Regions from separate parts of the Homo sapiens genome. Here region 2 is linked to region 1. Evidence: chromatin loops called from intact Hi-C (ENCODE). Cell type or tissue: mammary epithelial cell. All regions are shown on one strand.

Region 1 (8,000 bases):
CATTTCAAACCCAATTCATATGAATTAGTGTACTACTCAAAATGTCAGGCTGCTAATAGGACATACATAGCAACTGGAAATTGAAATAAGTGCATTTTAATAGAGCTCAGAATTAGGATTTCCTCTATCTGTTTGACGTAGTATCACAATTATAATTGAACATAATTTTTTTTTCTGTTGGCATTTAATGATCCTCTATCTAGAATTATCAATCATCCCGAATTCATTATACCATTTTTCAGCGGTAAAATGGAAAAAAAGAAAGAAATTCAAAGCTTTTTAATTATGGTATGAACATGGAAAATCATGTCACCTAATACAGATTAAGGGAGAAAATGGATGGATCTAAGATTACTCAATTGATCATTCTATCGAGTAACCAGTGAGATCCCATGTAATTATGGCATTACATAATAGTTATTTTCATTATGTTTAATTTTATATGAGAAAAGTTTTATGTTACCTTTTAATCTCTAAAATATAGTCTAGTTAATTATTGACAATTATTACTTTTTGAGCTTTTGATAAAAGTGAATTTCTTCTCCAACCCAAATGCAATATTTATGAATGCTTGGCTGCCCTTAATATCAGTTTTTCAAAAAGTTGTGGACATTTTAAAGTAATTACTGCTCTTCACTTTAGCTTTAGTTGAACACCTGGGTCTGACTTGAGGGCTCCAAACATAAAATAAAATAGTACAAAAGTCAGAACTGCTGTCAAAAAACAATTAGAAAGCATTGTATTCTGGGCCATGAGGAAGTTAGATTATTCAGTTTCTAATTCCTGTCAGGCACAGATTCTAATATGAATGTGGACATTTCCTTATTATCGTAGATTTCCTAGACATAACCCTATTGTCAGTGATAGAATTCTTCCAGGCTGTTCCTATTTCTGTTTATAACCAGAAGAGGGCAGTCAGGTTCCATGATTCAGAGATAATTGCCACTGCCTCAGAAAGTAAGATTTCCAATAAATCTCAATGATTGGAATTACGTTTTCCTTTAATAGTATTAAAGGGCGTTTATAATTACCTGAAGAGTTTTCTGCTTTTATTAAAAACCTTACAACCTTGGTGAGATGGACACTTTCTTCAAAAGAGATGAAATGAAGGTATATATTTATTTGGATTATTTCTCCCTTGAACATGTTATTTCTGTTCCTATCAGCCTTCTTCAACATTTAGCTGGCACATGAGGGAGGGAGAAAATCTTATCATGTAGATAGTCCTCCTAATTTATAACTTTGTGGCATTTTATAAGTAAAAAGATATCTATTGTACAAGGCAAAGAACATTCATCAGCACTTCAGTTTCAAATCAAGAAGAGAGAGAGAATTAGAAAAAAAAAAGATTCACAGCAATTGAAAAACAGATATCTGCCAGAGGAACTTAAAATTCCAAAACACTTCTAGCAACACTTACTTACCATGAGAAAAAAATAATTACACTTCTAAAATAAAACTTTGAGTAAAACAATGTTAGAAGAATGTGATGTATTTTTTTCCTCCTGAGATCTCTTCTATAAGCAGTTGAAAGAAAATAAACATAAAGCTGAACACAAAATACAACAAACATTTCTGCTACCTTTTTCTCTTCTTTATTAGTAATAAAACCAGAGACTAGAAACCCCCTAATTTACTGAAAATAGAAAAACAGATATATCGGAATGAAAGCTTGAGTATTCAAAAAATAAATTATTTTTAAAGGGCCAGCCTTAATTTTAACATATAAGAAAAAGTTAATTTCAGGACGTAATTTCAATAAAACGATAGCCACAAGAGTTAACCATAATTCAGGCTACTTATTCTTGTTTGTATTTGAAATGTTCCCTCTGTGTTAATAGTGCTTCTAATGCTATTTCTAGGTGATTGTGCAGGGAATCAGTACTGTCTGATGCGGACAAATATGTGTATACTTGTGTTTATATGTAAACTATATATATATACGTATGTGTCATATGGCTGTGTACATTTCTATCAGCTACCTGCCTACAAAATAGCTCTCTCATGGTTATGGAATTCACCAGCCCCGCATGCACTCCTCTTGAGGCCTGTGGATTAACCAGGAATCCAGGTGATTTTCTATTTGATCCATGCCTCCAGCCCCTGGCCCACCGTTCCTGTAGATGCTGCCTCCAGAAAGAGCTGCCTCTGAAAGTGACCTTGCTCAGCAAATGCCTATTGGCTTACACAGAAGTAGCAATGCCTTTCCCAGAAGAGGCGCTGCAACTGGTGCTGCTGTAAAGATGGGTATGGGATCTGGGGTGGGAGGGAAGAGAGAGGAGGGAAGCAGCTTGCCAAGTCGCTTGGGCTACTTATAAACAAACTCAGCCATTGTTTCCCAAACCCTTTACAGTGGAGAGGGGAGCTGGACACACACTGTGTCCTGGACTCTATTTATGTTCTGTGCTTGGGGAGAGCTGCTTTTAAGAGACTGATTCGGTTTGGAAGATGATTTCCATCAGCTACTTTTAAAAGATACGTGCTATTTCAGCACAAAGCTGAAGCCCCTGTTAGAGCTGCACTAGGGATTAGGAAACGGCGTGTATTTTAATGCCTTATGAATAGGAGTAGCTGATAAAAGAGGCTCTTGTTACCACTGCTACATTTAAATGTGAAAAGCAGCTGCTTCTAGGGAGGAGGGGGTAGGGGAGAGGAGAAGAGATATATTATTTTCATAGGGATTTAATTTTCAGACTACACTGAAACCATAGAATACCAATGGCCATTCTCTTATCGGCAGCTCTCTAATCGTACTGAGATCTGTAAGATTGTGGAGAGGGAAGGAGAGGGACTGGGAGGCAGAGAAAGGGATTGTGTGTAGCGATGAGGCTGGCCGTTTTCATCTGCGTGTATGTTTTGAACCTCAGATCAAAACGCACGCGTGGTGTTTTCTTCTTCTCTTAGGAGCATTAACCCTTTAAACTTTCAAAATGCCAGCCAGTTAAAGAGTTTGATGCAACTATGCTGTCTTCAGAGCATGCAATTTTTCGATGGGCCCTGAGAATAAGATGACCACTGAGACCTCATTACAGAATATGGACCAGGTGTACGCGCCTGTGGCCAGGTCGGGGCAGGGGGCATGAAAGAGGGTCTCTTCCAACATTTCAGAGACAAGGATTTCAGGTAGAATCCAGGACGTATTATGAATCCAACAGAGAAAGGCTCTTTCTGCAAATCTTATGACCACCGGAAGCTGATGATATAAATAAGACCTAGGATTATTAAACAAACTAGCAGGTATTTGCCAAATACTATCAGTATTTGAAGAAATACGACTAAAGAATATAGATATTTTGAATGAATGAATCAATCTGGGCACCATTATTTTTCTCTCCATATTATCACTTAATAGCCTGGTTTTGTTTATTCTCATGTTGGACTTATTGAAACTGATCGCTAGTGAATTTTCTGTGTGTTTGACCCCTGACCTGCCCATGAGGTTTCTAAAGTACTTCTTAAAAAACCTAGGGTTTTGCTCCAAGACATTGTGAAGACATCTTTCTGATAAGAATTAGTTGCCTTTGGCCGGGCGCAGTGGCTTACATCTGTAATTCTAGCACTTTGGGAGGCCAAGGCGGGCGGATCAAAAAAAATTAGCCAGGTGTGGTGGCGGGTGCCTGTAGTCCCAGCTACTCGGGAGTCTGAGGCAGGAACGTCACTTGAACCCAGGAGGCGGAACTTGCAGTGAGCCGAGATCGCACCACTGCACTCCAGCCTGGACGACAGCGAGAGACTCCATCTCAAAAAAAAAAAAAAAAAAAGAATTAGTTGCCTTCCCCATAACTACTCTTACTCTTTCTAATTTTTTGTAGTATTGCCATTATCCAATGGTTTAACTCCAGAAGTTAAAGGATTAAAAACAAGTCTGGGAGTGATAAATCGGTAGTTCTCACCTAAGTTATAATTAAGGGTAATTCACATGTAGAAGATGGTTTGACAGCTCTAGCCCACGTGCTTAGACACTTGAATCCCAATGAATCATTTGAAGCCAAAGTATAACCCCGGCTGTCTTTGCACATGATGTGCAGGTGGATAGACTTTGAGACCGTCCTCTATCAACCAAGAGCAAAAAGAGAAAAGAGGAAAAAGGGCAAATATCCAGCTTCCCTGCCACACATCAGAAAGCCAGAAACAGGCGGCAAGATGCTTCCTGCTCCCAAGCACAACCAGGCTGGCCGCCCACAGCCACCCTGCACTGCTCTCGCACCTGCCCAACCTGTGCTTGTAATCGGACAGGGGGCATCCCTGGCCTGGGTGGTCCTGCTGGCTAGGCTCTGAGTGGTCAAGTTCCTGGCAGCCTGGGTTACTGGAGAAAGCCACTTTGGGATATTAATCACAGCAAACGAATGCGCTCTCCTGGCTCATGCATGGGGCACATGCCTAATCACGGGCTGAATAATGTTAAAAGAATGTAATTTGCTTCCCCTAAAATCTCTTCTAGAACAGCTACCGCAATCGGGTTCAATCAATATTTTGATTTCCTGACCCAATTTCTCTGCACATGAAAAGTAAAAGCCAGCAATCCAGCTTCACCAGGTACCATTGCAAAGCGAGTAAAAGAGACAAGCAGGGAGAAAGAGCTGGAGCCAGCACCAACAAGGCCGGGCAAGTCGAAGGAAGTGGCTCAGCACCCAATTGTGAGCTCTGAGAAAGCTGTTGCTGAAGGCTGGTCTGATGCCTCCGGCACTGATGCCCATCCCTGTTCTCTGCTGCAGTCGCCACTGCTGCTCCAGCCAACATCTCCGCTTGCTTCTGAGCTCTCTTGCTTGCGTTCTTCCGTTTTGCCCCTCCTCTTCCCCCTCTCCTTCTTCTTTGACTTTTTTTTTTTTTTTAACTTGGCTACGGAACATTAAGTTTGACGAAGCGAAAGCAATTCAACATCTTTTAACTGAAGGAGGTTGATTTTCATTTGCTACCAAATGGCTCATTTTTACCTTTTTAGCTCCTGGAAGAGTAAAAAGTGAGAGGTCAGCCCTGCATCACCATGGCAACCCGGGCAGCTCGGGCCTGGAGCAGATGAAGGGAGGTGATAATGGCAGGGAAGATTGTCCCCTTACTTGGCATTTTTCTCCCCATTCAGGGATGTGCCTGGATGTATAAAAACAATCATGTCGTTTTAGGACTCTAAGTTTTAAAATTTGGCTGCTGCATTGTCTGGTCCAGGGCTGGGACCTGGTGTGGATCTGTGTGGGTTTCGGATGGTGTTTGAGCCCATCCTTGCCTTCATCAATGCCCACAGGGTCTTCAGTCCCACCAGCCACATCATGCATGTCCTACCCTGGCAAAATCTGTCCTTCCATGTAAGAATCCACCTGCTGGTGTCCAGAAAGCCAAAAATCTTAACGAAGAGAGAATCTGGCCCTTGTTGGTGGAAATCCAGTATAGCAGGCCCCAGACTCAGCACATGGCACCTCACTGGAGCCTATCTGAAAAAAGGTCTTAATGCTATTCCAGAAGAAAGAGAAATCAAAATGACAAGCATGCCGCAATGGCCATATTCAACCCTGCAGGAGAAGCCTGGGTCAGAGCAGGAAGGAATTTCCATGACCTCTCAGCTCATGGACTCAAATGTCCACCACATTCAGCCCAATGCAGTCCTTGGTAAATGGGAGAAATAAAGAACATGCATTAACACCTGTGGGTACCAGGCACTGTGCTGGGTTTTGTAATATCTTATTGCCTCTGAGCCTCTCAGTAATTGTATGAGGTGGGTGGTTTAATTTTTTAATCTTTGTTTTACAGATTACGAAGTTTAGAAGTGTTAACAGATGTGCCTAGGGTCACAGATTCTGACGTGGGCTCCGTTCATGTTCTAACTGGGTCCTCTCTCCAGGATAATTAATATTATCCCAATGTATGAATAATAACTTCGTGTCAGAAGACCAGAGTTGGTGCTTTTGCTCATTAGTTCATTCATTGAGTTGCAATACAACTATCAATTAGCTGCTGTAATTTCAGGACAATTCAGGTGCTTGAGAGAAGTTGATAGGGAGACAGTGATGCTGTTCTCTAAGAACTGGAGCCAAATGGTTTGAAGCTCAGTGATGTGAACTTGGACAAGACATTCAGCAGGATTGACGTTCAACTTTCTCACCCGTGAAACGGGTGTATTAATATTTATCTCAAGAAGCATTGTGAGTGACCATAAAAGAGAGGCCCTTGTCAGGTGCCTATCAGGGTGCCTGGCTCACTGAGGAAGATGCTCAATAAATATCTGCTCTCATTCCCTTCACCTTCCTTGCCCTCCACCTCACTGCTGCCGTGTGGCATTCTCTTCTGTCCTAGTGTGAGGCTGGTCACCTCCCTGCCCTCAGAGCAACCATGCTCCCTTCTAAGTTGCACGTGCCTGGCATCTAGCAGTCAGGATAGACCTTTAAAGACCCAGCTCTACTCGTAGCATTGGGGAAGGGTTGCAGAGCAGCCAGGCCCAGAGCAAAGAGAGGGAGATGCTTTGCTATTTACAGTCCTCATGGAGGCCATCTCAAAAGAGGAGATTGCCTCACTCCCTTACCCTTCTCTGTCTCTCTTTTAATAGCCCTCAGTGGTGGCTATGAGTTCTCCAGGGTAGTCTCTCTGCTTATCATTTGCGCAAGCTCAGAGGGCCTTGCACAGTTTGGAGCTCTTCTATGCTCTCCTATTCAGGGGAAGTTTCAAAGCCATTTCAGATTGAACTGGGCTTTATAAATCCCAATCAGAGCTGGCCCTGAAGGACTTGACAAGGTTGTCTCAGCTAAATGGCAACTGCTCAATTTTCAGAAAGGAAAGGCACAAAGGATCACTAGGCAATCCTTTCTTTTTAATACAGTTTGAGTTACAGATGCAAAAAAATAATGCAAAAATCATCAGCCTGATCTAATTCTAAGGCTATGGAAAGGGTGAGTGGCATCCATAAAATATTAATAATGTGTTGCACTGGCAACAAAACCTGTGCTGAGTTTCAGCTCAGACCATTTAGCCAAATGTTGCCTTATTATTGTAATGTTCAGAGTCGAATTCTCAGTCACAAGCACCCTAATCTGAAAGACTCTCTTCTTGACTCCACTCCTCTCCTGCCCATCCCTGACCCCACCTCCTTCTCCTGCCCTCCTCATAGATGAAGATGTATATGGTGCGCCAGTGCTGTGAATCACACAGGAAATCAGCCCTTTTGCAGCCAAAAAACTAAGAGGAAAGATAAAACTGACACCTAAATATGATAAAAAGGAGCATATGGCATAAGATCAGGAAAAGTAAAAATTAAGAATAGTGATAGTTCACGCTCAGGTCTGGGCTTAACACTCACGTTATCAAAGATGGCTTCACTGATGTCTCACTGTGCCTTGGCTATCTCTTTATGACGTTGTATTGCTGTGTTTTACTTGTGTGGTTGTTGACTTACTGTTTGTCTCACCAAGATGTAAGTTTCCAGAGGGCAGGCCCTGTGTTTGTCTGGTTTTCCATGGTATTGCTGTGGGGTTCCCTTAGGAAGAGATAGAAGCACGGGGGTAGGGCAAAGAGAAAATCAGTCTCCTAGGCCAAGGAGCCTTCCAGTGGAAATACCCAGAGGTGGGAAGAGTGGTGTAACCTGTGTGTCTGACAGGTAAATTAGCATGAAGGAGACTCTTGGGCTGTGGCCAGGGAAGGCACTGTGCGGTCAAATCCTGAAGTATTATGTGTGTTAGAGCCATGGGGGCGTGGCAAGCTGCCAAGATTAGACTTTAGTATTGAGACCAGAGGGATAATGTGGTGAGAGTATGTCAGTGTTTTTGAAACTGGATAAATGTATTGAGTAGAAGAATGTTTTAAGACTGAAGGATAGCTAAAACAATTTGTCACGGAATATTATTCATCCATTTAGCAAATGCTGATTGAGTGCCAGCCGTATGCCAGTCACCACTCAGGCTGCGAAGATTCACCACGAGACAGGCCCAGGCATGAGACGGAGCTTATGATCTGGAGGAGACAGACAGGCAATGAACACACAATAAGCAAATGAGCAGCAAATCAACAAACAGGCTGAT
Region 2 (8,000 bases), 230 kb after region 1:
TAGGATGACCAAGCATCTTAAACTATGACATGTGAGGAACAGTTGAAACAAAGAGTTTTGCCAGTGAGCAGTAGCATTAGAGGCCATGAAGAAAATGGTCTCCTTAATACTTGGTAGGGTAGAGGAGGGTTGAGATTTATTCTGTGTAGTGTATGAGCACGGACTTTGGACCAATTATTAGAATCTGGTGGAGAGATTTACTTAATACAAGCAATAATATTGTTTTGGTTTTTTTCTGTAGGATGGAATTGGGATGAAGAAGGAGAGATATTCTTTAAACATTTTTTAATAGAGAAGAAGAAAAATTGACTGGAAGTGCTCAAACTGCAGCTAGGTGAATGGGATATTTTGCACTATTTCTGCCTTGGGCATGATACTGAAGAAAGTGAATTTTAAGCTCCCCTCAACTGTAATAAATCATGGGTCTACTTTTTACCACAGGTGTATCAGCTTAGCAGGGTCAAGATCCTTGTTTAATTACACTAGTTTCTTACCTCTCCACCTCTTCACACCTTGAATGCAAGAGTTGTACGTTAATTTAATGAGCAAGTGAATGCACAGAAAAGTCAAAGATAAAATTAAGTAGTGTTAAAGTGGTGTGAAAATACCTTTACAACCAAGAAGAATCTTCTTATTAAAAGACCTAGAAGGTATTAAAATGGAACAAATTATTTCCATAAAGCATTACTGACTTTTTTATATGTTAATGATATTTTGACATGTAAATGTAACTTAGGAGTCTGATTGTAATGTGTTAGATTATTTCCAAATGAGGAGAGATTTTAGAAGAAACACAAGTTTCCCCCACCACCTTTCAGAGCCAAAAATCAGTATTTTGTTATTTGATTAAGAGACAGCAGAGTGGGATACTATGTTCATTGGAAAAACAAAATTAGGCAGTTTGGTGGTAAATATGCTGGAGGCCACTGCCCAGTCCTTTAAATTTGTGATCGTGTCTTCCTTTTGAAATACGTGTAAATGCTGAGAGTAACTCGAAGTCCTGCGACACCAAATAGTGACTAGAGGCTATGGAGAATTTGATAAAACACAAACACGTGGCTTGCAAGAAATAAGACAGGGCACATGTGGGCACGGTGTCAATCCTGGGCCCTGTGAGAGGACAGCAATGATGTGAGAGCCTGATACTTAGGGGTAGAGATGGAAGAGACCTAAAGGTTGCCAACAATTAGAGATGTAGGGAGTGAAAGAAGACAGAGAAGGGCTGACTTTTATTCCTACACTAGGTCTCTTGATTTGGGTCACAGTGGGGATGGTAGATTTTATCTTCTGCTGTTTGAAAGCCATCTCTTGGGTTGGACAGATGCTGCTCATTTAATAGGAAACAAGAACTGCTCCTGGATGGAATAATCCTTAGGACAATTTTCAGTTGTGGCCTTTCAAGGAATGCTAGTGAGGGACAGGGCTGCAAGAGAAAGCAAGTGCTCACAGGATTCAGCCACTGTTGTATAATAATTTGCAGACTCTTTGTTTCTGGTTCCTAGAAGGGAGATTCTAAATCCCTGGAATTTCCAGAGTGCTAGGATTGTCCTTGTTATTCATAATGGACCCCTTAAATCATAGTTGACTTTATGCTAGTGAGTTTATGACTATACATGGTGGGCCCCTAGATAAAGGATGAGGGCTGGCCATGCCAGACAGACCAACCATGTCATTAGATGGTTGGGGCTTTAAGCCTGGTGATATCAGCCAGACCTGAAATCCAGAGGGAGAAGAGGAGCTAAAGATTGAGTTCGGTCATGTACCCAGTGATGAAATTAGTCTTGTCTATGTAATAGACTTTAATAGAGACGCGAAACCTCAAAGTTCATGTGTGCTTTCCTGGTTGATAATCATACACTGATGTGCTGGGAGGGTGACAATACTGAGGACATGGAAGCTCAATGTCTGGGATCCTCCAGACCTTGCATCATGCATCTCTTTCTTTGGCTGATCTTGATTTGTATCTGTGACGATAAAGCTGTAATCAGAAGTATAGTGCTTTCCTGAGTGCTGTGAGTCATTCTCGGAAATTATCAAACCTAAAGGGGTAGTGAAAATCCCCCAATTCTTAGCTAGTTGGTCAGAAATGTGTATGTCCTGGACCCTGGAGCTTATGAGCTTGAGAGAGAACTCTGCCCTTTACCTGTGAAATTTGACCTATCTACCAGTAGTTAGCATCAGAATTGTATTGCACCCATGAAGTAAAACACTCACTTCAGGATAAACTTGCATGGGTGAATCCATACTGTGGGAGGCCCTCTCGCATGGTGGTGAATATCTTTGCCTCTGGTGAGAGGTGGCCCATGTTCCATCCCAGCTCTGCCACTATCCAGCTCAGTGAGTTTGGACAAATAGCTAACCTTCTTTTCATAGCTTTGGCATCTATTAAATGAGAATAGTAGAAGTAACATTCTTCTAGGGTTATTAGGAAACTTAAAATAATTAGTATGTCTAAAGCACTTATAAGGTAATTGCCCAGTAGATTCTCCTTGTCTGCTGCCTAGATAGAGCGAATTTCTCAAGACAGGGGGATTGCAATAGAAAAAGAGTTTAATTCATGCAGAGCTGCTGTACAGGAGACTCAAATTTTATTATTATTCAAATTAATCTCCCTGATAATTTGGGGATCAGCATTTTTCAGGATAATTTGGTGGGTAGGGAGTCAGAAAGTGGAGAATGCTGATTAGTGAGGTTGGAGAAATCACAGGGGGTAAAAGTGAGTTTTTCTTGCCCTCTTCTGTTCCTGGATGGGATCACAGAACTGGATGAGCCAGATTATTGGTCCCAATGGCATCAGCTGGTGCATCGGAACCAGGGTCTGCCAGACGTCTCAAGCACTGATCTTACGTTTTACAACAGTGGTGTTTTTCCCAGGAGCACTTTGGGGGAGGTTCGAAATCTTGCAGCCAGTTGCTGCATGATTCCTAAACCACAATTTCTAATTTTTTTTCTTTTTTCTTTTTTTTAAGATAAGGTCTCACTTTGTCACCCAGGCTGGAGTGCAGTGGTGCGATCTCGGTTTACTACAGCCTGGACCTCCTGGGCTCAAGGGATCCTCCCACCTCAGCTCCCTACCCTCAAGTAGCTGGGACTACAGGCAAGAAGGGGGTTTATTTGGGGAAAGAACTGTTATCATCTGTGTTTCAAAGCTAAACTGTAATCCAAATTTTTCCCAGTTAGTTCAGCCTATGCTCAGGAATGAATAAGGACAGCTTAGAGGTTAGAAGCAAGATAGAGTTGGTTAGGTGAGAAATCTTTCACTGTTATAATTTCCTCAGTTACAGTTTTTGCAGAGGTGGCTTCAATAGCAGTGATTGGCACACACAAAGCCCTGCTATGACTACTTTAACATAGCATTTCATGGCTCTTTTTAGCAAAATAATAGAACATTTAGGAAGTATAAAGAGTAACTAGAGTATAAAGAGTATAAAACTAAAGTATAAAGAAAGCATAAAGAGAAACTGTATGAGTAACTTTTTAGTTTCTTAGTAAATTATCTTCTTCCAACGGGTAAGCCAGTTACAATGGAAATAATATAACAAATACACTATGCTATATTTATATAAACATATTTACATAGAGTCAAAAAATCTGCTAATTATTTAATAGATTTTATTATGTTACTAAAGTTTCAGATGCTGCCTCCACAATGATGTAAACTTTGGTCTTGAGTGTAACATGCCCTCTTTGCTCCAGGCTGCACTCAACATGGACGCACCCACTCCAGAGAAAATAGGATAAACAGGAGATGGGCAATCACATCTAATCTGGGATAGCTGTGCTAATTCATGTTCTGTGCTTATTTAATTGTATTGTTTGAATCAACATTGAGAAGGAAAAAGTTGAGATATTAATTACCCGTTTACTGCCAATGTAGCAGAAAATGTAATTTATAGCCTACTTGCGGGAAAAAAAATCTGCGTGCTTAATTTAAGAACTCAAATTATTCAAATAACATTTTCAATTTGATTATTCGTTTAATTGAAATGGTGCTCTTTCAGTCAGAATTGCTTTTGAGATTCCAATTTAGCAATAGTTAACTAAGAGCTCTCTGTGGAAAGGATCGGTGGACGGTTCACGGATAAAAATGCATGGGGAAATAAGCGTATTTGGTGAACTGCATTTACCTGCAAGTAGTAGTCAAATCCATTAGCAGTGTTTCTTTTTCAACTCAGTTGTTGTTTCAGTGTAAAAAAGAATCATGAAGTTAATCTGGGCCCATAGAGTACCTGAAAATGATAATTAAAAACAGAGCCCAGAAGCAAAGTTTGTCCAAGGAGTTATGAATAATCTGAGGGTTACACAGACAGAAGTCAGCCTTCAGATTCATATTTAGAAGAATAAAATTTTGGTACCCCAGAGACAGTAGGCTCTGTCTCAGAAAGAAAAGTCCCTCCCTTTTGCCATAGTGATGTTTCATGGCTGACTATCCAAGCCAGCCTTCTACACTGCAAAAAGACAGCAGATATATTCTGGCTGTCTCTAAGAGCTGCAATAATTTTTTTAAATGGCTGTCAGAATTTTTTTATTATTATTCAGGCACAATCTGCAAACAATAAAGTTTGCAGTGTTTAAGTATACACTTAATAAATTTTTGTAATTGTATACTATCGTGTCACCACCACAATCAAGATACAGAGCATTTTTCTCACCCTAGAGCTGCGTCTAGCTCTTTGTAGTTGATTCCCTCCCCTGCTGCCCAGGCATGGGCAACTAATAATCTACTTTGTGACATGGCAGTTCTGCCTTTCCTAGAATGTCATATAAGAGATCATACAATATGTTTGTCATGTGGACTTGATTTTTTTGACTCAGCATAATGTTCTTCAGATTCATCCATGAACAAATATTATGAACATACATATAAAAGTCATTCTGTAAAATTATGTTATCATTTTATTTGGGTAAATACTTAGGAGTCAGATTGCTGGGTCATATAAGTGGAGGTTTAACTTTATAAAATTCTGTCATATGGTTTTTCAAGTGGCTATACCATTTTGCAGGCCCACAGGCAACATTTGGGAGTTGCAATTTCTCTGTATCTTCACCAGTACTTGATATTGACAGACTTTTAAACTTTAACTATCCTAGTGAGTGCCTGATGGTATTTTATTGTAGATGTAATTTGTATAACCCTAATGACTAGTAATTTTGAATGTGTTTTTAGCTTTATTGTATTTTATATACATTATTTTGTGAAATATTTTCGCAAATAATTTGCCCACTTTTTAAGAAGACTTTATTTTATTATTTGGTTACAAGCGTTCTTTATAAATTCTTGATAAGAGTCCTCTGACAGATACATGCTTTGCAAGCATTTTCGCTGAGTTCATGGCTGGTTTCTATATTTGCTTCTTTTTTTCTTTTTTACTTTTTTTTTACTTTTATTTTAGATTCAGGGAGTGCATGTGCAGATTTGTTGCCTGCATCTGTTGCGTGTTGCTGATGTTTGAGTTACAATTGATCCCGCCACCCAGGTACTGATTGTAGTACCCAATAGTCCATTTCTGAACCCTTGCCTTCCTCCCTTCCTTCCCTAGTTTCTATTGTTGCCCTCTTTATGCTCATGAGTACCCAATGTTTAGCTCCCACTTATAAGTGAGAACATGCAGTATTTGATTTTCTGTTCCTGTGTAAATTAGCAAAGGATAATGGCTTCCAGCTCCATCTATGTTGCTGCAAAGGACGTGATTTCACTTTTTTATGACCGTATAGTATTCCATGCTGTATATGTACCACATTTTCTTTATCCAGTTTGTCATTGATGAGAATCTAGTTGATTCCATGCCATTGCTATTTGTAAATAGTGCTACAATGAACATATGAGTGTGTATGTCTTTTTGGTAGAATGATTTATTGTCTTTTGGATATATACCCAGTGATGAGATTGCTGGGTTGATTGGCAGTTCTGAGTTCTTTGGGAATTCTCCAAACTGCTTTCCACAGTGGCTGAACTGATTTACATTCCCACCAACAGTATATAAACATTCCCTTTTCTCTACAGCCTTGGCAGCATATGTTGTTGCTGTTGTTTTCTGACATTTTAGTAATAGCCATTCTGACTGGTGTGAGATGATATCTCATTGTGGTATTGATTTGGTGATTAGTGATGTTGACCATTTTTTCATATATTTGTTGGCCACTTGTATGTCTTCTTTTGAGAAGTGTCTGTTCATATCCTTTGCCCATTTTTTAATGGGGTTATTTGCTTATTGCTTGTTGATTTAGGTTTCTTATAGATTCTGGATTTTAGACCTCTGCTGGATGCATAGTTCGGACATTTTTTTCTCTGTTTCTGTAGATTGTTTACTCTGTTGGTAGTTTCTTTTGCTGGGCAGAATCTCTTTAGTTTGATTAGATCCCACTAGTCAATTTTTGTTTTTGTTGCAATTGACTTTGGAGGCTTAGCCATAAATTCTTTGCCAAGGTCAACGTCAAGAAGGGTATGTTTTCTTCTAGGGTTTTATAGTTTAAGGTCTTACATTTAAATCTTTAAATTTCTGATTTTGCTTATTTGGATCTTCTCTCTTTTTTCTTTGTTAATCTACCTAGCAGTCTGTCAGTCTTGATTATTCTTTCAGCAAACAAACTTTTGGGATTTTTTTGAGTCTTTGTATGAATTTTTAGGTCCCAATTTTCAAGAGTTTGGCTCTGATTTTAGTGTTTCTTTTCTTCTGCTAGCTTTGGGGTTACTTTGTATTTGTTTTTCTAGTTCCTCTAGCTGGGGTGCTAGTTCATTAATCTGAGCTCTTTCTAACTTCTTGAGATAGATGTTTAGCACTGTACACTTTCTTCTTGCCAGTGCTTTTGCTGTGTCCCAGAGATTTTGGTATGTTGTGTCTGTTTTCATTTATTTCAAATAATTTTTTGACCTTTGCCTTAATTTCACTGTTTACCCGAAAGTCATTCAGGAGAAAATTGTTTAATTTTCATGTAACTGTGTGGTTTTAAGAAATCTTCTTTATATTGAATTATATTTTTACTTTACTGTGGTTCAAGAGTATGGTTGATATGATTTGGATTTTTAAAAATTTTTTGAGACTCACTTTATGGCCAAACATGTGGTAGAACTTGAAGTATGTTCTATGTACAGAAGAGAAGAATGTATATTCTGTAGTTGATGAGTGGGCTATTCTGTAGATATCTATTTGGTCCAGTAGTCAAGTGTCAAGTTTAAGCCCAGAGGTTTTTTGTTAGTTTTCTGCCTCAGTGATCTATATGATTCTGTCAGTTGGGTGTTGAAGTCCACCACTGTTTTTGTGTGGCTAAGTCTTTTTGTAGGTCTAGAAGTACTTGTTTTATGAATCTAGGTGCCCCAATGTTGGGTGCATATATATTTAGGATAGTTAAGTCTTCTTGTTGAAATGAAATCTTTATCTTTATGTAATGCCCTTTTTGGTCTTTTTTTTTTTTGATGTTGTTGGGTTAAAGTCTGTTTTATTTGATATAACAATAGTGACTCCTGTTCTTTTTTGTTTTCCTTTTGTGTGGTAGATCTTTTGTGAACTCTTTACTTTGAACCTATGGGTGTCATTACATGTGTCATAAGTCCCTTGAAGACAGCACATGGATGACTCTTGTATATTTATCTAACTTGCCAATCTGTGACTTTTCAGTGGGACATTTAGACCATTTACATTCAAGGTTAATATTGATAATATGAGGTTTTGATCCTACTGTGAAGTTGTTAGCTGGTTGCTTTGTAGTTTCTATTGTGTGGTTGCTTCACAGGGTCTGTGGGCTATGTACCCTATGTATTCTGTGTATGTATGTATATATGTATGTGCACTATGTATATGTGTTATTGTGGTAGCAGGCATCATTCTCTTGTTTCTATATTTAGAACATTCTTAGGGATCTTTCACAAGGCTGGTCTAGTGGTAACAAATTCTCTTGGCACTTGCTTGTCTGGAAAATATTTCATTTATTCTTCACTTACGAAGCTTAGTTTGATAGAATATGGAATTATTGGTTGGGATTTCTTTTCTCTATAAATGCTG

What was found. Hi-C counts contacts between places; a loop is a spot of excess contacts. Peaks named below come from ENCODE experiments on the same cell type or tissue, not always from the same donor. Only the 100,000 strongest peaks of a DNase experiment are listed, where the experiment ranks them.
Region 2: a loop joins it to region 1, with 15 times the contacts of the local background. A loop is called at or near these places in 3 of 110 quality-filtered maps.

The regions. Positions count from the first base shown.
Region 1 is chr15:94,669,724-94,677,723 of GRCh38, forward strand. LOC105370986 (a long non-coding RNA gene) reads left to right here and starts at 7,844. Exons shown (of 3, transcript XR_932642.2): 1 at 7,844-8,000. In mammary epithelial cell, CTCF peaks have their summits at 902 (motif pointing right) and 4,716; DNase peaks (open chromatin) are centred at 4,658 and 7,878; H3K4me3 peaks cover 11 bases; H3K27ac peaks cover 2,488 bases.
Region 2 is chr15:94,901,471-94,909,470 of GRCh38, forward strand. No RefSeq gene overlaps it. Among named protein-coding and RNA genes, the nearest start is that of LINC02852, 320 kb to the left of the region's middle. In mammary epithelial cell, no CTCF peak of the experiment used is centred here; no DNase peak of the experiment used is centred here.